2 separate regions of the Homo sapiens genome follow, and region 2 is linked to region 1. Evidence: read pairs that join two places in POLR2A ChIA-PET (ENCODE). Cell type or tissue: CD4-positive, alpha-beta T cell. All regions are shown on one strand. Each heading gives the region's core, and the rest is flanking DNA. Links, peaks and the distances in the headings are about the cores only. Region 1 holds the start of LOC124902370 (a long non-coding RNA gene). Region 2 overlaps LOC101928080 (a long non-coding RNA gene).

Evidence for each region. ChIA-PET counts read pairs that join two places held together with the same protein. Peaks named below come from ENCODE experiments on the same cell type or tissue, not always from the same donor. Only the 100,000 strongest peaks of a DNase experiment are listed, where the experiment ranks them.
Region 2: POLR2A ChIA-PET joins it to region 1 with 10 read pairs; 14 of 35 experiments call an interaction of 5 or more read pairs at or near these places.

Annotation. Positions count from the first base shown.
Region 1 is chr10:6,405,928-6,415,954 of GRCh38, forward strand. LOC124902370 (a long non-coding RNA gene) reads right to left here and starts at 4,503. Exons shown (of 2, transcript XR_007062044.1): 1 at 4,206-4,503. It also overlaps a transcript of PRKCQ not described here. RefSeq lists an enhancer at 4,167-4,668. In CD4-positive, alpha-beta T cell, for the core only: no CTCF peak of the experiment used is centred there; a DNase peak (open chromatin) is centred at 4,574; H3K4me3 peaks cover 700 bases; H3K27ac peaks cover 1,612 bases.
Region 2 is chr10:6,129,306-6,139,332 of GRCh38, forward strand. The region is part of intron 1 of LOC101928080 (a long non-coding RNA gene); the gene reads right to left. Among named protein-coding and RNA genes, the nearest start is that of MIR3155A, 18 kb to the right of the region's middle. RefSeq lists enhancers at 623-672, 723-802, 4,829-5,377, 5,378-5,925, 7,268-7,567 and 1 more. In CD4-positive, alpha-beta T cell, for the core only: no CTCF peak of the experiment used is centred there; DNase peaks (open chromatin) are centred at 5,886, 7,276 and 7,469; H3K27ac peaks cover 369 bases.

The DNA.
Region 1 (10,027 bases), core at 2,211-7,210:
CAGTGGGAATGATGATTTCTTCTTGGTATAACCTCAAGTCAGGCATGTTGCTACCAAGAGCTCGCACATTCAGAGGGCCCATCCTGGAGGACATTTGGGCCATTTGTTTTGGGCCTTTGTTGCAACTAACACTTTTCATATTTTACCAACATGGAGAAAGAGCATTATGATAATAATGCCCTTTGGAATTGAGATTAGATTATAAGGAGTGAAATCTAAAGCATTGTGTGAATTTAAAATATACAACATTTTAGAAAAATCCTTGGGTTAGAATTAACTTATGTTAGAAACTGGAGATGCCTTAGAGTGCCTATATCATCCTAAAATTGTTCTTTTTAAAATTCAGAACTGTGTTCCAGACAGTTTCTAACACCAAATAATCAAACTACTTTTTTTTTTTTTTCATGACTAAAGTAGGAAAAATTTGCACAATGGGGCCCGTGTTCTTTTGAGCTCTAACCTGTGGTTCCAGAATTCGGCTGTAAAATAATGTTTGCTGAAGTCGCTCCCCAGTGGCTAAAATTGTGATTGCAGATTATACCAATGCAGAATTTGTTGTATGGTACTGAGTAATTTTTAATTACAATTTTAAATTACTTTCCCAGTTTATTTTAATGTTTCAATAAAGTTTTTTTGAAAAAGGAAAAAGAGAGTCACTTTCTAGTCAATGTGTTATGTTTAACCAGAAGGCTATTATAATTTTTATAGACACAAAACAGTTCTGAATAATGCCATGAAACGAATATGTCTTTGTGCAGATCTTATGATAATATGTTCATTCTGGAGTAAGATGTGCCGCCTGAGGCACTGAGGGAATGGCTCACCGTCATTACCATGGGTACTCACTCACCACTGTCAAAACCAACAAGGAAGCAGAGTTTCAGCCACTTTTAAACGATACTTTTCAGCTACAAGATGCAAATGTTTGGTTGATCTAGTGTAAGATTAATTAGAATGTCTCATATGAGTACAGAAACATGCATTTTCAGTATGATGATTTAAGCACAGCTAATAAAGTTGAAATGAACGAATGCACTTCGAATATGCAAAATATACCATCCTTTGTATTTCCTCGGGGGTAAAGCCCTTTGAAAAGATCAATGAGTGAAGTTTAAAAACCACAGGCATCATTTTTCTAATTTCACAAACCCAAAAAGAGCTATGGGTTCTAACAGATCACTCTAAAGAATTTGGTAATTCATCTATCCAACTTTCACTCTGCAAATGTTCAGCTCTGTTGCGGGCTGGAGACATGAGACAGAGAAGATGCAATCCCATGCCGGCTGAGCTTGCAGGTAAGCGAGCACCCAGTCCTGAATGCAGTGGGCGTGCATGGTGCCGGGGTGTGGGGGGTGTGAGGGGATGAGTGGGGGCATAAGAGGCATCTGGAGGGGGCAATATTGGAGCAGAAATCAGGAGGAGGCGTTCAAGTGAGGGGGAATGACTTCCAGGCAGCAGCTTGTGTCGGGCCCAGAAGCAAGCATGTGGTGTGCTTGGAAAGCTACATGTGTGCGCATGCATGCATGTGTGGTGTACATGTTCAGTGTGTGTGTGTGTGTGTGTGTGTATGGTGTGTATGTATGGTGTTTGTGTCATGTGTATGGTGTGTTCATGTGTGTGTATGGCATGTGTGTATGGCGTGTGAATGTGTGATTGTGTGTGGTATGTGCATGGGACATGCACATCTGTGGTGTTCGCATATATGATGTGTGTATATGGGTTGCATGTGAATGAATGTGTGTGGTATGTGCATGTGACGTGTACATACATGGTGTGTGTGGTGTGTGTGTTCATGTAACAGACAGAACAGTGTAATGAATCTCCATGGTCCCATTATCTAGATTCAATTCATGGCCAATTTTGTTTCATCCATATCCCCACCTAACTCATTCTCCCTAGTATTCAAGCAAATCCCATATATCATATCATTTTATCTGTAAAATCCTTATGTGTATTTGTAAATAAGTATAAAATGATATATCTATCTTGAAACTTCTCTAAAAATGTTCTTTTTAAAACCTAGCCACAATACTGTTATCACACCAAGAAAATTAACATTAATGTTTAGTAGTATCAAGTCTTTAGTCAGTTGTTCAAATTTCCAGTGGTCTTGTGTCAGTTTTTTTTTTTTTTTTTTTTTTTTTTTTACATTTTTTGGAATCAGGATCCGGATAAGGGCCATATACTGTGATTCACTGATGTCTTTTAAGTTGTATTGGACCTATAGTTTTATCTCCCCTACTTTTCCTTGCAATTTATTTATTGACACTTATCTTAGGGAATTGCTCAGTTTAGATTTTGCTGATTACATCTCCAGGGTGTACTTTGACATATTATTCTGTGTTCTGTATTTCTTACAAATTAGTACTTGGACATAGACATTTGACCAAACTCAGGTTTGATTGATGGATTTAGTTTTTTTGGCAAGGCCACTTTTTGTTTTTTTTGAGATGGAGTCTCACTCTTGTCGCCCCCGCTATGCACTGGCTAGATCTCAGCTCACTGCAACTTCTGCCTCCTGGCTTCAAGTGATTCTCCTGCCTCAGCCTCCCAAGTAGCTGGGATTACAGGCGCCTGCCACCACACCCAGCTAATTTTTGTATTTTTAGTAGAGATGGGGTTTCACCATGTTGGCCAGGTTGGTCTTGAACCCCTGACTTCAGGTGATCCTCCCACCTTGGCCTCCCAAAGTGCTGGGATTACAGGCGTGAGCCACTGCGCCTAGCCTTGGCAAGACTGCTTTAGAGAGAGTATTCTGTTCTTCATGTGATAAACATTTCCTGAGACCCAGTTGTCTTTCTTTTGGAGATGTTAGTAGCTGTTTATTAACTCATTGGAAGATGCTATTTATCCACTCAAACGTTTATGGGATTTAGGTTGTTGATAGGTTTTTGCTGTTATGAACAATGCTGCTCTCCATATTCTTACACTGCCTCCTGGTAATAGCTTGAATATGAATTTACGCAGAAGTGGAACGGTGGTCATAGAGCATGTTCAGATTCAGTTTTACTAGTCAATTCCAAATTGTTTTCCGAAGCTACTGTTGCAGTTTACACTTTGATCAGCAGGGGATTCATGAAGTGAATTTTGTGCAGTTTGCTTTCTGGTCTCACTTTTCAAGTTTTGCCAGTCTCATGGATATATACTGGTTTTTCATTTTCACAGTGAGAGAGAGGGGAAAGGAAATTAGTGTTTTAAGTGACCAAGGTTGTTTGTCACCATCCACTAGTAACTGGCCCAAGGAGGACAGTGGAAAAAGAATGAAATCTGGATGTATGTTGCTTGTGACCTTATAGAACAGGCATTAATATGGGTGTTCCCCGCAGCCAGAAGTTGAAGTATCTATTTCTTTTTCTGTTTTAGTTTATTTTATTTATTTATTTTTAAGACAGAGTCTTGCTCCGTCATCCAGGCTGGAGTGTAATGGCACGATCTCGGCTCACTGCAACCTCTGCCTCCCAGGTTCAAGCGACTCTTCTGCCTCAGCCTCCTGAGTAGCTGGGATTACAGACATGCACCACTGTGCCTGGCTAACTTTTGTATTTTTAGTAGAGATGGGGTTTCACCAAGTTGGCCAGGCTGGTCTTGAACTCCTGACCTTAAGTGCTCCGCCCGCCTCGGCCTCCCAAAATGCTGGGATTACAGGTGTGAGCCACTGCGCCTGGCCTCTTTTTCATTTTACATACACTTTCTGGAATTTCCAATTGGAATTTCATTTCAGCTATTCCTGAAAGAACTTTCAAATGACACAGTTTTGATAATATGTTTTCTTCCATTTAGATTAAATGTGGGTAACTCTACAGAAGGTTTTTTTTTTATAGCTTGGAGGAGATAATGTAGCATAAATATTGATATATTGAAAAGCTATCATTTTCATGGAATGGGAAAAATAGCTAGAATTAAGATAGCAAGCTAAGATAAAGTCTCTGTGTTCATGCAGTTACTCCAATGCCAAAATTACAAGTCTTATAATGTAGAAAGGTTAGTTCATTATGCCTTGGTGAAATGTGTTAAAAAGCTGTTTGTTGCCACGACAAACAGAAAGTTTAAGAGCCTGCTCAGCTTCTCCATTGGAAGAAGATTGGCAGAAGCTCATAAACTATGAAGGGGAAGGAGTGCAAGTCAGCCCTTTTACCCTCTGGGCTACTCACTGCTCAACGAATGTCTCCACGCTCTTCCTGTTGCATTCAATAGCCATTACTTACCACTGACAAGAAATCCTAGGCTTCCTTGGATGAGCTGAAATGCTGTTACCCAGCTGTTCTCAGGCCTTTCTTATTTCCTGCTTTGGTCTGATGATCTGTTGTTTCCTTTTGAGATGATTTGCAATTTGTTCTTCTTAAGGGACATTTATGGGGTCATTTCAAGTGTTACTTACTTGACAAGATATGTTAAAGTGATGTAAATCCTTAAGTTAAATGAACAAAGCTCTTAATTGGAATTGGAAGTGCCAGAGATCACAGCTGGTTTTCTGTTTGGAATACTCCATCATACCAGCTGAGTGAAGCTGCTGCCTTCTTGGGAGGAAATGTAGGGCAGAGGGTGGGGCTTTATTTCTAGGTCAGCAGCTGCTGAGGTTAACTCAAAACAATGACATCACCCAGGGCTCTAAGTAGCAGTGGTGTTTGGAAATGCACAGGGGCATCTGGGTTTTCAAAATAGCCTGGGGGTGTTGGTGGTGGGCATGATTGGCATTTAGTGCTTGGGAGCCAGGTAGACAAAATGTCTTACAATGAGTTGAGCAATTCCACCCAGCAAAGAATAGTCTTGTCTGGCAGGGTGCAGTGGTTCACACCTGTATTCCCAGTAATTTGGGAGGCCAAGGCGGGTGGATCACCTGAGGTTAGGAGTTCAAGACCAGCCTGGCCAACATGGTGAAACCCTGTCTCTACTAAAAATACAAAAACCAGCTGGGCGTGGTGGCGGGTGCCTGTAATCCCAGGGGAGGCTGAGGCACGAGAATCGCTTGAACCCGGGAGGTGAAGGTTTTAGTGAGCCGAGATCACACCACTGCACTCCAGCCCAGGCGACAGAGTGAGATTCCGTTTCAAAAAAAAAAAAAAAAAAAAAGGTCCATTCCAAGATGCCAATCATCCCTGTTGAGAAACACGGCGGACGATTAGAGCTAGCACGCTGATCTTTGAGTTTTACGGAAAAATCAATTGTTCTTAGGTCATCGGTATATTTTGTAGCCTCTAGCTTATAATGAGAGAGGAGTCTACATAGTTCATAGAGGGACTCAATTATCTGATAGTATTTCGGCTTTCTGTTCTTTAAGCTCTTTATCAGTTAGTGAGGACAATCATAGCCCCTCCCTTTTATAGTCATTATGGAGATTAAAGGAGTTGATGTATTTAAAGCACTTAGAAAGTTCCCTGGCACATAGTAGGCACTCAGTAAATATTAGCTATGATTATTTTTTTCCTCATGCCCCTTGGGAAAACTTGGCATTGCTTGACAGTTATTCCAGAAACATCACTCTAGCCTCAGAAATCTCCAAAAGGTCCGGTGATATTTTCCCTAGGAGGAGACAAATTCCTATGGTGGTAAGTGATTGAAAAAAGGGATCATAATAACACAATAGAAGGACATCAAAAACAAATAAAACTGACTTCCTGATTTTGTCTGGAGATTGGCAAATTTAGCCTTTAGACCGAACCCTGTTCTGTAAGTAAAGTTTCATTGGGACACCCATTTGTTTCCGTATTGGCCGTGACTGTTTTTGCACAGCAGGGTTGAGTAGTTGCAACACAGACTGTATGGCTGTCAAAACCTAAAATATTGGCTAAATTGTCCTTTACAGAAACATTTGCTGACCCTGGTACATAGTTTACATTATGAGTTGGCTACTCATCACTGTCACCTGAGGGCCACATCTTATCAAAGCTCAGAGAGATAAACACAAAGGGTTTAGGATGAAGTGTTTTACAGGGATAGTAATGCCATATAATGATGATGATGATAGATAACACTTATTTGTTTACTATGGTCACACACACTTCTAAGTATTTGATAGATACTAAGTCTTTTTGATAAACACAAAAATGCCCAGCATCTCAGTACTCCCTCAAGTTTATTCAGTCACTGGCAAAATTAGCCTATGAACCCAGACAATAGCTGGAAGTTGAGGAGAAACTTATTTTTTTAAGAGATGATGTCTTCCTCTGTTGCCCAAGTTGGAGAGTAATGGTGCCATCATAGCTCAAGCTCCTCGACTCAAGAGATTCTCCCATCTCAGCCTCTGAGTAGCTAGGACTACAGGCATATGCCATCATGCTTGGGAAAAGAGGAGTGACTTTTAAATGTGATGGATTTATGGTAAGAAGACTCTAAAGTCATATTTGGGCAAAGGAGTGTTTAGTTATCTTCGAATTCGCTTTAAGATGTAAAAGAAATTTATCATCCTCAAATCAGTTTAGAGATTCAATGGAATTCCAATAAAAATATCAAAAGGGAGTTTTAAAAAGTGAAATTAAAGCTAACTTTAAAGTTCATTTTTAATAGCACATGTGTAAGAATATAGAAGAAAAACATCTAAAAGAACTGCCTTGCTAAGATATCAAAGCATGCTATAAAGTGATAACAACCAAAACACTTGGTTCTCGATGTTAGAACAAACAGCTCAATAGATCATAACAGGTGATATTCAAAGATACGCAAAGATATGTATGGTAAAATAATTCACAACAAAGATAGAATTTTAAGTCAGTGGGGGAAGGACAGATCCATTCAGAAAACAGCATTGAGTCACTTGGTTATCCATTTGGAAAATCAATAAGGTTAGATGCCTATCTCACGTCATATATTAAATTCATGATTGATTAGATCAGAACCTCCTGACCAATGTGCACACTGGTATAGCGTAAGCGGGTTACAAGTGACTTGAGTTATTGATCCCTCAGTGGGCCACTAGGTACAGCCTGGTATTGTCAGTACTCCTAGGCTGGTTGCTGCCTTCCACAATCACTTATGAGCACAATTGCTCGTGTACTCTAGTTTTCTGTACAAACATTACAATTTTATTTTTTATTTTTATTTTTTTTGAGACAGAGTCTCACTCTGTTGCCCAGGCTGGAGTGCAGTGGCTCCATCTCGGCTCACTGCAAGCTCCGCCTCCTGGGTTCACGCCATTCTCCTGCCTCAGCCTCCTGAATAGCTGGGACTACAGGCACCCGCCACCACGCCCGGCTAATTTTTTGTATGTTTAGTAGAGACGGGGTTTCACCATGTTAGCCAGGATGGTTTTGATCTCCTGACCTTGTGATCAGCCCGCCTAGGCCTCCCAAAGTGCTGGGCTTACAGGCGTGAGCCACTCTGCCCGGCCTTAAACATCACAATTTTCTATGTTTTCAACCACTCTAAAAAAGTTAGGCTTACTTTAAACAGCAAAAACAAATGAAATATAAATATTAAAACTTCTCATCAATGTCACCAATAAAAACAGTATCTCCCTACATTCCCTGGGCTCCTCTGCAACAACCTATTCTTCAACATGAATATTTTTAATCCTTAGGAAGATGTAGACATGGGAGGATAAAAAATTATGTCACACACACACACACACACACACACACACACACTAGGAAGCACTGGATTAAATGCCACTTGTGCACACACACACACACACACACTAGGAAGCACTGGATTAAATGCCACTTGTGCACACACACACACACACACTAGGAAGCACTGGATTAAATGCCACTTGTGCACACACACACACACTAGGAAGCACTGGATTAAATGCCACTTGTGCACACACACACACTAGGAAGCACTGGATTAAATGCCACTTGTGCGCGCGCACACACACACACACTAGGAAGCACTGGATTAAATGCCACTTGTGCACACACACACACTAGGAAGCACTGGATTAAATGCCACTTGTGCGCGTGCACACACACACACACTAGGAAGCACTGGATTAAACAGCTAAAAGAAAAATATTTGAGCTTTCCACTGCTGGCCAAGGTGAAGTAACAGGAACTGGATTTGCCTTCCCACCAGAAACAACCAAAATCTAACAATAAATAACAGCCCTGACGACATTGGACATCAGGTCAGAAAGAATCTCAGTGGTCCCTGAAAGATGGGGAGCAAATAAGGTGATCCCCAAGATTGTAGCACTTTCCTACCTGGAGAAGGTTTCAAGGGCACAGCAAATGCGTGGGGAACTCAAGGTGACTCCGGAAGGTTCCCTGAGTCATGTAGGTAGAACAGAGAGTCCAGAGGGTCCCAGGCAGCTGGGGCTCACAGGGCAGTGACTGGAGAAAGGGAAATCCTGAGGTCTGCAGGAGATCTTAAGCAGTGGGGAAAACTACCCTTAGATCAAACATTTTGTTGATCTTTTCCAGTAAAATTTAAAGCAAGATCTGAAAGTACCAATTTCCAAGTAACTTTACCACATCACAAAACAAAGCTCAAAACTGTTTTTAAGAATACAGAAATGTCCAGTTCTCACCAAAGAAAAAGTATTGACATTCAACATTAATAACGAATTACCGGGCACACAAAGAAACAGAAAAATAAATGAGGAGGGGACGAATCAACAAATCAAACTGACCCCAAAATGACACAGATAATAAAATTAATAGACAAGGACATTCAATGTATTATTATAACTGCATTCCATACATTCAAAAAGCTAGAAGTATTGAACACATTAAGTCTAGACATAAAATATCTCTTAACAATTGAAGTTCTAGAGGTGAAAACTATAATGTCTGAGATAATCAATACATTGATTAGGATTAATGGGAGATTAGATATTACAAAGAAAATATTTGTATGCATGTAAAGATTTGTACATCTGAAAACATAGCAATAGAAATTATCCAAGACCCTGAGATAAAAGTGATAAAGAAAAAAAAAAAAGAAAGAAAACCCCCATAACATCAATGAACTATGGGATTACTTCAAGTGGCCAAATATATATGCAATTGGAGACCCAAAGGAGGAGGAGACAGAAAATACATTTAAAGAAATAATGGCCTCCAACTTTCCAAGTATGATGAAGACTTTATTTTTTAATTTTAATTTAATTTTTTTTTGAGACAGAATCTTGCTCTGTCACCCAGGCTGGAGTGCGGTGGTGCAATCTCCACTCACTGCAACCTCCGTCTCCTGGGTTCAAGCTATTCTCCAGCTTCAGCCTCCCGAGTAGCTGGGACTACAGTTGTGAGCCACCATGCCCAGCTAATTTTTGCATTTTTAGTAGAGATGGAGTTTTGCCATGTTGGCCAGGTTGGTCTTCAACTCCTGAGCTCCAGTGATCCACCCGCCTCGGCCTCCCAAAATGCTAGAATTACAGGTGTGAGCCACTGCGCCTGGCCTGATGAAGACTTTAAATCCACACCACCCAATAAGCTCAATGAACCCCAAGCACAAGAAACCAAAGAAAACGATACCAACACATATTGTAATCAAATTTCTTAAACCTAGTGATAAAGAGAAAATCTTAAGCCCAAGAAAATACATATATATATATATATATATATATATATATATATATATATATATATATATACACTTACTCAAAATTTACAGGAAATTTCAGCTCATTCATGAACTTCAGGTTAAGAACTTTCTAATTTAGCTTAAGGAGGTGAAGGCATGAGAACAAGCTTGTGGTAAGGTGGAGGGAACAAGTCATACTGCACACCAGTGGTTAAAGTCTGGTCACTGCCATTGTAGAATTCCCTCTGCGCTGAGATCCCCAGAACCATATGTTTGTACTATTCTGGGATTGTTTGGGTCAAATTATAAATGAAGCCCCATTGTTGACAATTGCTGCTAATGTTTCTCTCTCTCTCTCTCTTTTTTTTTTTTTTTGAGACAGAGTCTCTTGCTGTGTTGCCCAGGCTGGAGTGTAGTGGTGTGATCTTGGCTCACTGCAACCTCCGCCTCCTGGGTTCAAGAGAGTCTCCTGCCTCAGTCTCCTGAGTAGCTGGGATTACAGGTGTCCTCCAACATGCTTGGCTAATTTTTTGTATTTTTAGTAGAGATGGGGTTTCACTATATTGGC
Region 2 (10,027 bases), core at 3,034-8,033, 280 kb before region 1:
CTCCCTACCTAAAATAATTCCAGCAGTCCTGTTATTGATGCCTGAACTTCTACATGCAGAGCCACACGCAATCTGCGTGGTATGCACACACATGCACACACAGCTGTTAGGAGGGGCCTGAACAACCAGGAGTGTAGACGGCAGCGCAGGAGCTTGGGACAGAAAGCCAGGCTGTGGTTTCATGCATTGCAGATCCTATATCCCAGAAGCCATTTCTTTTTCTTTTTCTTTTTCTCTTTCTTGTTTTGTTTTGTTTTTTGAGACAGAGTCTTGTTCTGTCACCCAGGCTGGAGTGTAATGGCGCGATCTCGGCTCACTGCAACCTTCACCTCCCTGGTTCAAGTGACTCTCCAGCCTCAGCCTCCCGAGTAGCTGGGATTACAGGTGTGTGCCACCATACCTGGCTAATTTTTGTATTTTTAGGAGAGACAGTATTTCGCCATGTTGGCCAGGCTGGTCTCGAACTCCTGACCTCAGACGATCTGCCCGCCTCGGCCCCCCAAAGTGCTGGAACTATAGGCGTGCGCCACCACGCCTGGCCAGCCAAATCTATTTGTAACAGATTTCACTTTCAGAAAATTTCTCCATGTAATCCAAATCTTTCATTTTCTAGTACAGACCTCTTTCCCCTTAGCACTCTGTTCTTGATGACTTAGAAGTGTCGTTTCTCTTCACATCATTTGCACGTCATTCCTTCCTGTCTCCAGCTTCTTCTTCCCAGCCCTCCTCCTCCTCTGCACACAGGAAACCTCATTCTGTGGTGTGAACAGGGGGATTCCCGTCTTCCTGAAGCGACTTAGTCTTGAGCTGCCTGTGCCCTTCCCATCACAGTGAATGTTGCCAGTTGGGGATGACTGGGCAGCCATGGGGAAGGTGAGCAGAGGGCAGAGGAGTCCAAGCCCCTGAGGTGGAGGTGGGAGCAGGGAGAGCTGCAGGCTCAGCTGCTGGGGCAGTAGGAGGAGAGCCAGGACCTGGAGGAGTGTGTGTGTGTGTGTGTGTGTGTGTGTGTGTGTGTGTCTGTGTGATTGTGAGTGTGTGTGTGTGGTGCGGTCAGTGGGGAGCGGGGGAGTCTTTTATCTTTACCACTTGTTTGTCTGATTAACCTACTTTTCTTGGTTTCTAGGGAAAGAGCAAAAAAATTTTTTCTTTCTCTGAGACAGGGAGTAAAGCACGTGGCATCAAGACTGCAGCAGAAGGCCAGGCGCAGTGGCTCACACCTGTAAACCCAGCACTTTGGGAGGCTGAGGGTGGGGGTGGATCACCTGAGGTCAGGAGTTCGAGACCAGCCTGGCCAACATGGGGAAACCTCATCTCTACTAAAAATACCAAATTAGCCAGGTGTGGTGGCACGTGCCTGTAATCCCAGCTACTCGGGAGGCTGAGGCAGAAGAATCACTTGAACCTGGGAGGCGGAGGTTGCAGTGAGCCGAGATCATGCCACTGCACTCCGGCCTGAGCAACGAGTGAAACTCCATCTCAAAAAAAAAAAAAAAAAGAAAGAAAGAAAGAAAAAGAAAAAAAAAAAGACTGCAACAGAAGCGCAGGGCACCCTGGGATGCCTGCAGCCTCTCACCTTCAACCTCTGTGCTGGGATCCATCAATTCCCTTCCCATTTGACTGTCAAATCAGAAGGGTCTTTGCTAATTTCAGCATAAATTGGGAGAAAGCTGACCTCGATTTAGCTGGAATGACAGCAATGACTAATTTGTACACCAGAATTAATAAAGCTAGCTCTTGCCCCACAGGGAGAGAAAGATGATGTGGTTTTCTTGCATCTGCCCTAACTGAGATTGCTTTTTGGCAAGGATAGAGAAATGCTCATTCTCCACACTCCCAGGAGGGGGTCTGCTGACAGCTCCTGGACTGTCACCTGAATTGAGGTGTGACTGGGCCAGGGGTGTCCCAAGCCAACCAGCCAGGCACCTGGACGGGTGGGCTCTTGACCCCCTGAGACCACCATGGTCTTCGAAGGAGAGTCAGCAGGTCTGGAAGCAAGCGTGCTGGGGACCCCTTCCCCGTGGGGGGCCAGGAGCTCCTGTTATAAGAGCTCCAACAGGCCTCCGTATTTTCTGTCCCTTTTACAGGCAAGAATTCAATTCTGGGTCCTGAGCAGGGGTTGTCCCGGTCAATAAGCAACTTCAGTTCCTTGGGACAGGACCCCAGACTTGCTGGTAATGACATCGTTGTTTCTTTACCGGATAAGTCTCTCTTAACCCTGGAAAAGTCTGTTTACACAGAGGAGTGTGAAACCAACTCATACTTTTGATATTTTGGGGTTACGTTTAGGCAATCTTTACATATTTGATATTTTAAGAAGTTGCTGTTTTAAGAGGATGTGGCATATTTTAACTTGTAATTTTAAATGCAATGAATGGACTGGCCTCTTGATTCCAATTCAAAATATGTGATTGGGTAATTGATATAGATTTGTGATTTAAACTCAGATATTCAACGCCAATTTATTAAGATTGTAGGCAGTATGGGAACATTTAAAAAAACCAGAGATTCGCCAGAGTTAGTTGTTAAGCACTTGAGAATGCTTGTGAATAAATTAAAGTATTTAAAAGTATAAAGTATTAATATTATAAATGCAGTTTAAAAATTTTAAGGCAGCAAGTGCGTTGGCTCATGCCTCTAATCCTAGCACTTTGGGAGGCTGAGGCGGGCGGATTGCCTGAGCTCAGGAGTTTGAGACCAGCCCGGGCAACCTGGTGAACCCCTGTCTTCACTAAAATAAAAAAATTAGCCAGGCATGGCGGTGTGCGCCTGCCCATAGTCTCAGCTACTCAGAAGGCTGAGACAGGAAAATCGCTTGGACCCAGGAGTGGAGGTTGCAGTGAGCAGAGATCACGCCACTGCATTCCAGCCTGGGTGACAGAGCAAGACTCTGTCTCCAAAAGAAAAAATTTCAAGGACATTTAAATAAATAAATTTCTGAATGGGAACAGTCATCAAAGTTTTCCTTAACAATGACTGTTCGATGTTTTCTGTATTATAAAATAAAGTTATACATGGATGGAGCTGGAGGCCATTATCCTAAGCGAACCAACACAGGAACAGAAAACCAGATACCGCATGTTCTTGCTTATCAGTGGGAGCTAAACACTGAGGACACAAGGACACAAAGGAGGGAACAACAGATACCGGGGCCTCCTTGAGGGTGGAGGGTGGGAGGAGGGTGAGGACCAAAAAGCTATCTGTCAGCCGGGCGCGGCGGCTCACACCTGCAATCCCAGCACTTTGGGAGGCTAAGGAGGGCAGACCGCTTGAGTTCAGGAGTTTGAGACCAGCCTGGGCAACATGGCGAAACCCCATCTCTACAAAAACTTAACATTAGCCAGATGTGATGCTGCATGCCCTTGGTCCCAGCTATTAGGGAGGCTGAGGTGGGAGGATTGCCTGAGGTAGAGGCTGCAGTGAGCCATGATCATGCCACTGCACTCCAGCCTGGGTGACCGAGCAAGACCCTGCCTCAAATTTAAAAAAAATAATAAAAAAGAAGGCTACCTGTTGGGTACTATGCTTATAATTTAGGTAACAAAATAATCTGTACGCCAAACCCCTGTGACATACAATTTACCCATATAACAGATCTGTACATGTATCCCTGAACCTAAAATAAAAGTTAAAAATAAATAAATGTAGGACTGCAAAAGGCTTATTGCAAAAAAAGTTAAAGTTAAGAATAAATAAATAGGCTGGGTGCAGGCCGGGCGTGGTGGTTCACGCCTATAATCCCAGCACTTTGGGAGGCTGAGGCAGGCAGATCACCTGAGGTCAGGAGTTTGAGACCAGCCTAGCCAACATGGTGAAACCCCGTCTCTACTAAAAATACAAACATTAGCCGGGTGTGGTGGCACATGCCTGTAATCCCAGCTACTCGGGAGGCAGAGGCAGGAGAATCGCTTGAACCTGGTGGAGGTTGCAGTGAGCCAAGATTGCGCCAATTCACTCCAGCCTGAGCTGGAGAAAAATCTATTTTGTTAAGCAGGAGAATCCTATTTTGTTAAGCAGGAGAATCGCTTAAACCTGGGAGGCGGAGGTTGCAGTGAGCTGAGATTGTGCCACTGCTCTCCAGCCTGGGTGACAGAGCGAGACTGTCTCAAAAAAAAAAAAAAAAGGGCATTTGCTCCTCACATTTGGCCACTGATGAACACTGTCTGCATGTTACAGGTGAGGAAACAGGTGGAGGAAGGGAGTGCCCGGAGCAGAGGCCCCGCCCCGCCCCCACGGCCTGGCTCTCCCGCCTGGTTTAGTTTGGCCTCTAAAGCGTCCTCATTACAAGCAAAGTGCAGCCCCACCACAGAGAATCCCGTTTCTCTCTGGGAGTGCTTATGTGATTAATTTGAAGTCACCATGACTCTGATTTCCTCTGCAGAATTCAGCAGCGTATTCCAGGATTCCAGGAGCGCAATGCAGTAGAAAGCAACCACTTGGCCCAGGAGACTGAGACTAATTTCTGGGAAAGAGGCAGCCAGGCTCCTCGGCCTTATGCAGGTCATGAAGACTCAGTACATTGAAATTGAAGGTCCTCAGTTCCCAGCTAAGCGAGCCTCCAAGGACTGTGACGTCCCAACCTTCGGATGAGGATGGAGGCGGGAGGAGACACAGCGCCGGCCAGGAGACCTGGTGTTGGGGCTCTGCCCCTGGTCTGGCTGAGCAATCCGGGCAAGTCACTACCCTGGCCGAGGCCAGCTTTGTCGGCAGAGAAATGGGTGAATGCTGCCTCCGCTTGAATCCAGAGTTTGTCAGGATGCTATGGAAAAAATTATATGAAGGTTCTTTGCAACATTAAAAAAAATAATAAAATAAAATAAACCTGTTGCATATTTGCCAGGGGCTGGGCTTTCTGAGAGTGGACAGGGAACAGCTGAGCGTGCTTGACGGCTCTGGGGTCCTCAGGGCCTCCGTCTCCCCTGTGACACTGTCCTGGGCTCAGCGGGCTGTGGAGGCCCCAAGTGACGCTGTGAACAGCTGGCAAGAGCCTTTCCCGGACTCTACAGCCTCCCTGTGGCCCCTCGTTCCTTATGAAGGAAGGGATGGCTGCCCGACCTGTGGGTCCTGGGCACTGTCCTGCTCCCCTGGTTGTGGAGTTGCCAGGACGGCGGGACAATCAACACAACGCTCTTCTTCTTCTGTCGGGGACATCACCACAGAGAAGAAAAGAGCCTCTCCCTAGAGAGAAATCCTGATGTCTGAAACTTCAGCTGAATGGAGGAGAAAGGATAATTCATCACCTTTCCCCAGAGCCAGGGCAGCACGTAGGAGCTGCGTTTTGAGGGGAGGATGACAGAAAGAGTGCACACAGCACACCAGCTGTGCTAGGGCTGGGCCAGGCCAACCGTGGGCCCTTGGGGAGCCCATGCCCCCCACCAGCAGCCTGCTGCCAGGTTCCTGGGCCCGTGTGTGCGCCTCCTCCCAGGTGTTCAGCTCGGCTCTGACCTAGGAGCTGCCAGGAAGGGCTGTGCAGATGGAATTAAGGTCCCCATGAGTTGACTGTAAGATGGGAGATTGCTGGGGGCCGGAGTCCTTTAAGGCAGAGAGCTTTCTCCTGCAGGACCCAGAAGAAGACATCAGTGTTCAAAGCACGAGAAAGATCCAACCTGCCCTTGCCCCTGCGGAAGGAGGAGCCACGTGGCATGGAACGAGGGTGGCCTCTAGGAGTGACCCCGCTGACAGCCAGCGAGGAAATGGGGACCCTATTCCCACTCCACAGGAACTGAATTGTGCCCACAAGGAGGAGCTGGGAAGTGGAGTTTTCTCCAGAGGTTCCTGATGAGAACTCAGCTAGTCAGCACCTTGATCTCCGCTGGGCGAGGTCTGTGCAGAGCCACAGGCAGGCAGTGTGACTTCTAACCTTCAGAATCGGGAGCTAATGAAGGGGTGGGGCTTAAACCACAAAATTTCTGTGTGTGTGTGTGTGTGTTTTTTTGTTTTTTTAAAAAAAGAACACTACATAGCAATAGAAAGTAAACGAACATCCCCTGCATTAAATTGCACATGTATTGAAGTTCAGTAGATGTAAATTAGCACAGCTGTCTCTTCTTTCCTGAAAGCATTTTTTTTGTTTTGTTTTGTTTTAGAAACACAGTCTCACTCTGTTGCGCAGGCTGGAGTGCAGTGGTGCGATCTCAGCTCACGGCAACCTCCACCTCCCTGGTTCAAATGATTCTCCTGCCTCAGCCTCCTGAGTAGCTGGGACTACAGGCGTGTACCACCATGCCCGGCTAATTTTTGTATTTTTAGTAGAGATGGGGTTCCACCGTGTTAGCCAGGATGGTCTCGATCTCCTGACCTCTGGTGATCTGCCTGCCTTGGCCTCCCAAAGTGCTGGGATTACAGACATGAGCCACCATGCCGGCCCTGAAAGCATTTATTTTGAAACAATTTCAAACTGAAAAACACCTCTATCCTCTTCTCCCACACTGACCAATTGTTCCTCACCAGTTGTCTATGTATTTGCTAAATCATTCTGTGTGTGTGTATCATGTGCGAGTGCGTATTTTTTTTCTGAGCCATCTGAGCCCATTTACCCCTACAAAGAAAGAAATTCATTTATATAAGCACATAAAAAATTCAACCCTGATGAAATGTCTATTCTATAGACCTAATGTGAAGTATGAATATGCCCACTTTACAGACGGACAAACTAAGGTGGAAAAGTTACATGCCTTACCCAAAGCCACACAAATGGTAAGTGGCAAAACCAGGTTCCACCTTGAAATCCTGGGCTCTTTTCCTTGTGTTCTGTCCGTTTCAATTGGGGTCCAGTCGGAACAAGATAAACTACTCTGGGTGTTTCGAAGAGCTGAGATTTAATATAGGAAGCCCTGTAACTGTAGGAAGCCAAAGCTATTCCTTTGGGGGACTCAGAGAGGGGAATGGTGTCACCCAACAGCCCAAGAATGTACTCAGCACCCCAGCTCTCAAAGCTTCAGGAAGGGAGAGACCCCCTCCACCTCCTGCTGAGCAGGAGCCCAGGAGCCGCCCCCTGCACCCCGGGCTGACCTGCCAGAGCCTGAAGTCACCAGCTTCCCGTCACTGCTCAAGCGAAGTGGGGGTCTGAATTCACAGCTTCGCCATCAGCTATTGGGGGACCCGCACGAGTCATTTAGCCTGCGAATGCCTCATTCCTCTGTAAAATGGGGCATCTGGTTTAGATGAGCTGTAAGTTTCATTCCAGTTCTGAAATGACTAATTCTTCCCTCATTGTGTTCTTTGACTTTGAACAACTCATGCCTCTGTTTTGCGCCTCCTCTTTTTCAGTAGCCTCTTTAGATCCGATAGCAGTCCAAGGGGAGGCAAGGGAGCCTGGGGTGGTGGAGGACACCCGCGATGACCAACCCGTGTGCTTGCCACGGCTGGCTTCTGCTCCAAAGGCACCCTCTCCTCTTCTCCACACCCCATCCCCTCTTCTTTCTCTCTTGCTCCTCATCTGAGCTCCTTTCCTAGGTTGGGGAATTCCCCACCTTACAGACTTATTTTAGTTAGTTATTCATAACTAGGTATGTCTTACCATGGAGGCAGCAGTAGCTGCTGAAACCATCAGATACTTCCCCAGCCTTCCCTGCAGCTAAGGGGGTGAGGTTGAGACCTCCACGGGGGGAGCCAGAAGCTCCTGCCCAGCCTCTTAAGGTAACTCAAGAGACAAAGGAGCAGGCTCAAGAGGCGGTGCCCCCATGCGGATCTAGCGTCCTGAGTTTGCCAGAGCCGCCCTCTGATGTGAATTTGGCCAGAGTTCTGGCAGCTTTGGCTAGTTCTCCTGACTTTCTCCCAAACCTGTGAGCTACTCGATACCCTCCAATAAATTCCTCTCTGATTTAATCACCCAGAGTTGGATCCCTAGCTTGCAGCCAAAACTCCTGACTGACACACATGTTATCTCATGCAATGCTCACAGCCACCCTAGGGGCAGGTGTTATTATTGTCTCCATTTTACAGATGAGGAAACTGAGGCACAGTGAGGCCAAGGAGCTTGCATATGAAGTCACGTAGCTGTGAGGGGCGGCAGCCCCCAGATTATGTCACCAATGCAGCCTAAGACGTGGCAGAAAATGCTTCAGGGATGAGGCCAGGTGTGGTGGCTCACACCTGTAATCCCAGCACTTCAGGAGGCCAAGGCAGGCAGATCACTTGAGCCTAGGAGTTCAAGACCAGCTTGGACAACATGGTGAAACCCCGTCTCTACCAAAAATACAAAAAATTAGCTGGGTGTGATGGCACATACCTGTGATCCCAGGTATCTGGGAAGCTGAGATGGGAGGACTGCTTGAGCCCGGGAGGTTGAGGCCGCAGTGAACGGTGATCACGCCACTGCATTCATTCCAGCCTGGGCCACAGTCCTGTCTCAAAAACAAACAAACAAACAAACAAAAAACAAGAAGAAGAAAATGCAGCAGTGACAAGAAACTCCTGGTCACTCAGCACAGGCTTTTCCTGAGGACAGAGATGTGTGGTGAGAGCTTGTGCAGCCCCTCCTGTAGAACGAGAGCTGCTCCATCTCAGCTTCCTCTAGAAAGGTGACGTTTCCTATAGATTTTTGTTTTAAGCTTGGAGCAGAGGACCATACTGTACAAACAGCAAATTAGGAAAATTAAACTTACTGTTTTAGTGGAAGAAAACTGATTTTTCTTTTCCTTTTTTTCGAAACGTGTCTCTCTCTGTTGCCCAGGCTGGAGTGCAATGGCGTGACCATGACTCACTGCAGCCTCAACCTCCCAGGTTCAAGCCATCCTCCCTCCTCAGCCTTCCCAGTGGCTGGGAGTCCAGGCGTGCACTGCCACCACACCCAGCTAATTTTTAAAATTTTCTTGTAGAGATGGAGTCTTGCTATATTGCCCAGGCTGTCTTGAACTCCTGGCCTCAAGTGATCCTCCTGCCTTGGCCTCCCAAAGTGCTGGAATTACAGGCATGAGCCACTGTACCTGGCCAATCTGAGAATGCATCCTCGTGGCTAAATGACTTATTATGACTTTATCCTTCGCTCAGCTTCCCTAAACGTCACATAACCACAGCACAATTATCAAAATGTGAGAATTAATAACTGGCTAATAATCAGTGAATAATAATTAACTTGCATTTCATCAACTGTCCTATGAATAGCCTTTTGGGGGTTCAGGATCAGTCCAGGGTGCGGCTGTTGGTCATCATGTCTCTTCAGTCTCCTTGAATGTGGAACGCTTCCTCCACCCGCTTTGTCTTTCGTGATTTGGACATTTCTGAGACGTCCTGGCTGGGTATTTTGTTGCACATCCCTTATTTTAGGTGTCTCATGTTGCCTTGCGATCAGATTCAGCGTATGCATTTTTGGCAGGAATACCACAGATGTGACTCGGTATCCTTTCCTATGAACCATGTCGGGAAGGACGTGACGTTGATTCCGCCCATTCCTGGTGAGGTCTGCCAGATTTCTCCCCTATAAAGTTACCATTTTCCCCTTTGTAATGGATAATTGTCTGGTGGGGAGATGCTTTGAATCTGTCCATATCCTGTTTCTCATGGTATTTTGCCCACTAATTTTAACACCCACTGATGATTCTTCCCTGAAACAAGTACATTGTGGCATTCACCAAATGGTGATTTTTCTAGTTCCATGATTCCTTCTACATGTATTGGTTGGAATTCTACTGTAAGGAAAAGCTTTCTCTCTTCCCTCATTCATTCATCTATTTATTTAAATCAGTATGGGCTCAAGATTCTTCTTTAATTCCATGGGTCACAATCCATCTACTACCATACTATCTTGTTCTTCAGACTGTCCCAGAAGAGCCCCTTCAGGTCAGCCCTGGTGTCTTTGGGACATGTCCCCATCGTTTTGGGGCACCACAGATGCTCCCAGCTCATGTTGTGCTTTCCCACCCTAACCCTCTAACCCTCTGAGATCTCCTGGTTCCTTTAATTGGAGGATGGTATTTAGAATACCAAGACCTGGGAGGTAGATGCACTCATTTACTTTCTTTTTTTCTTCTAGCTTGCTTGCTTGTTTGTTTGCTTGCTTGCTTTTTTGCTTCTTTTGAGACAGAGTCGT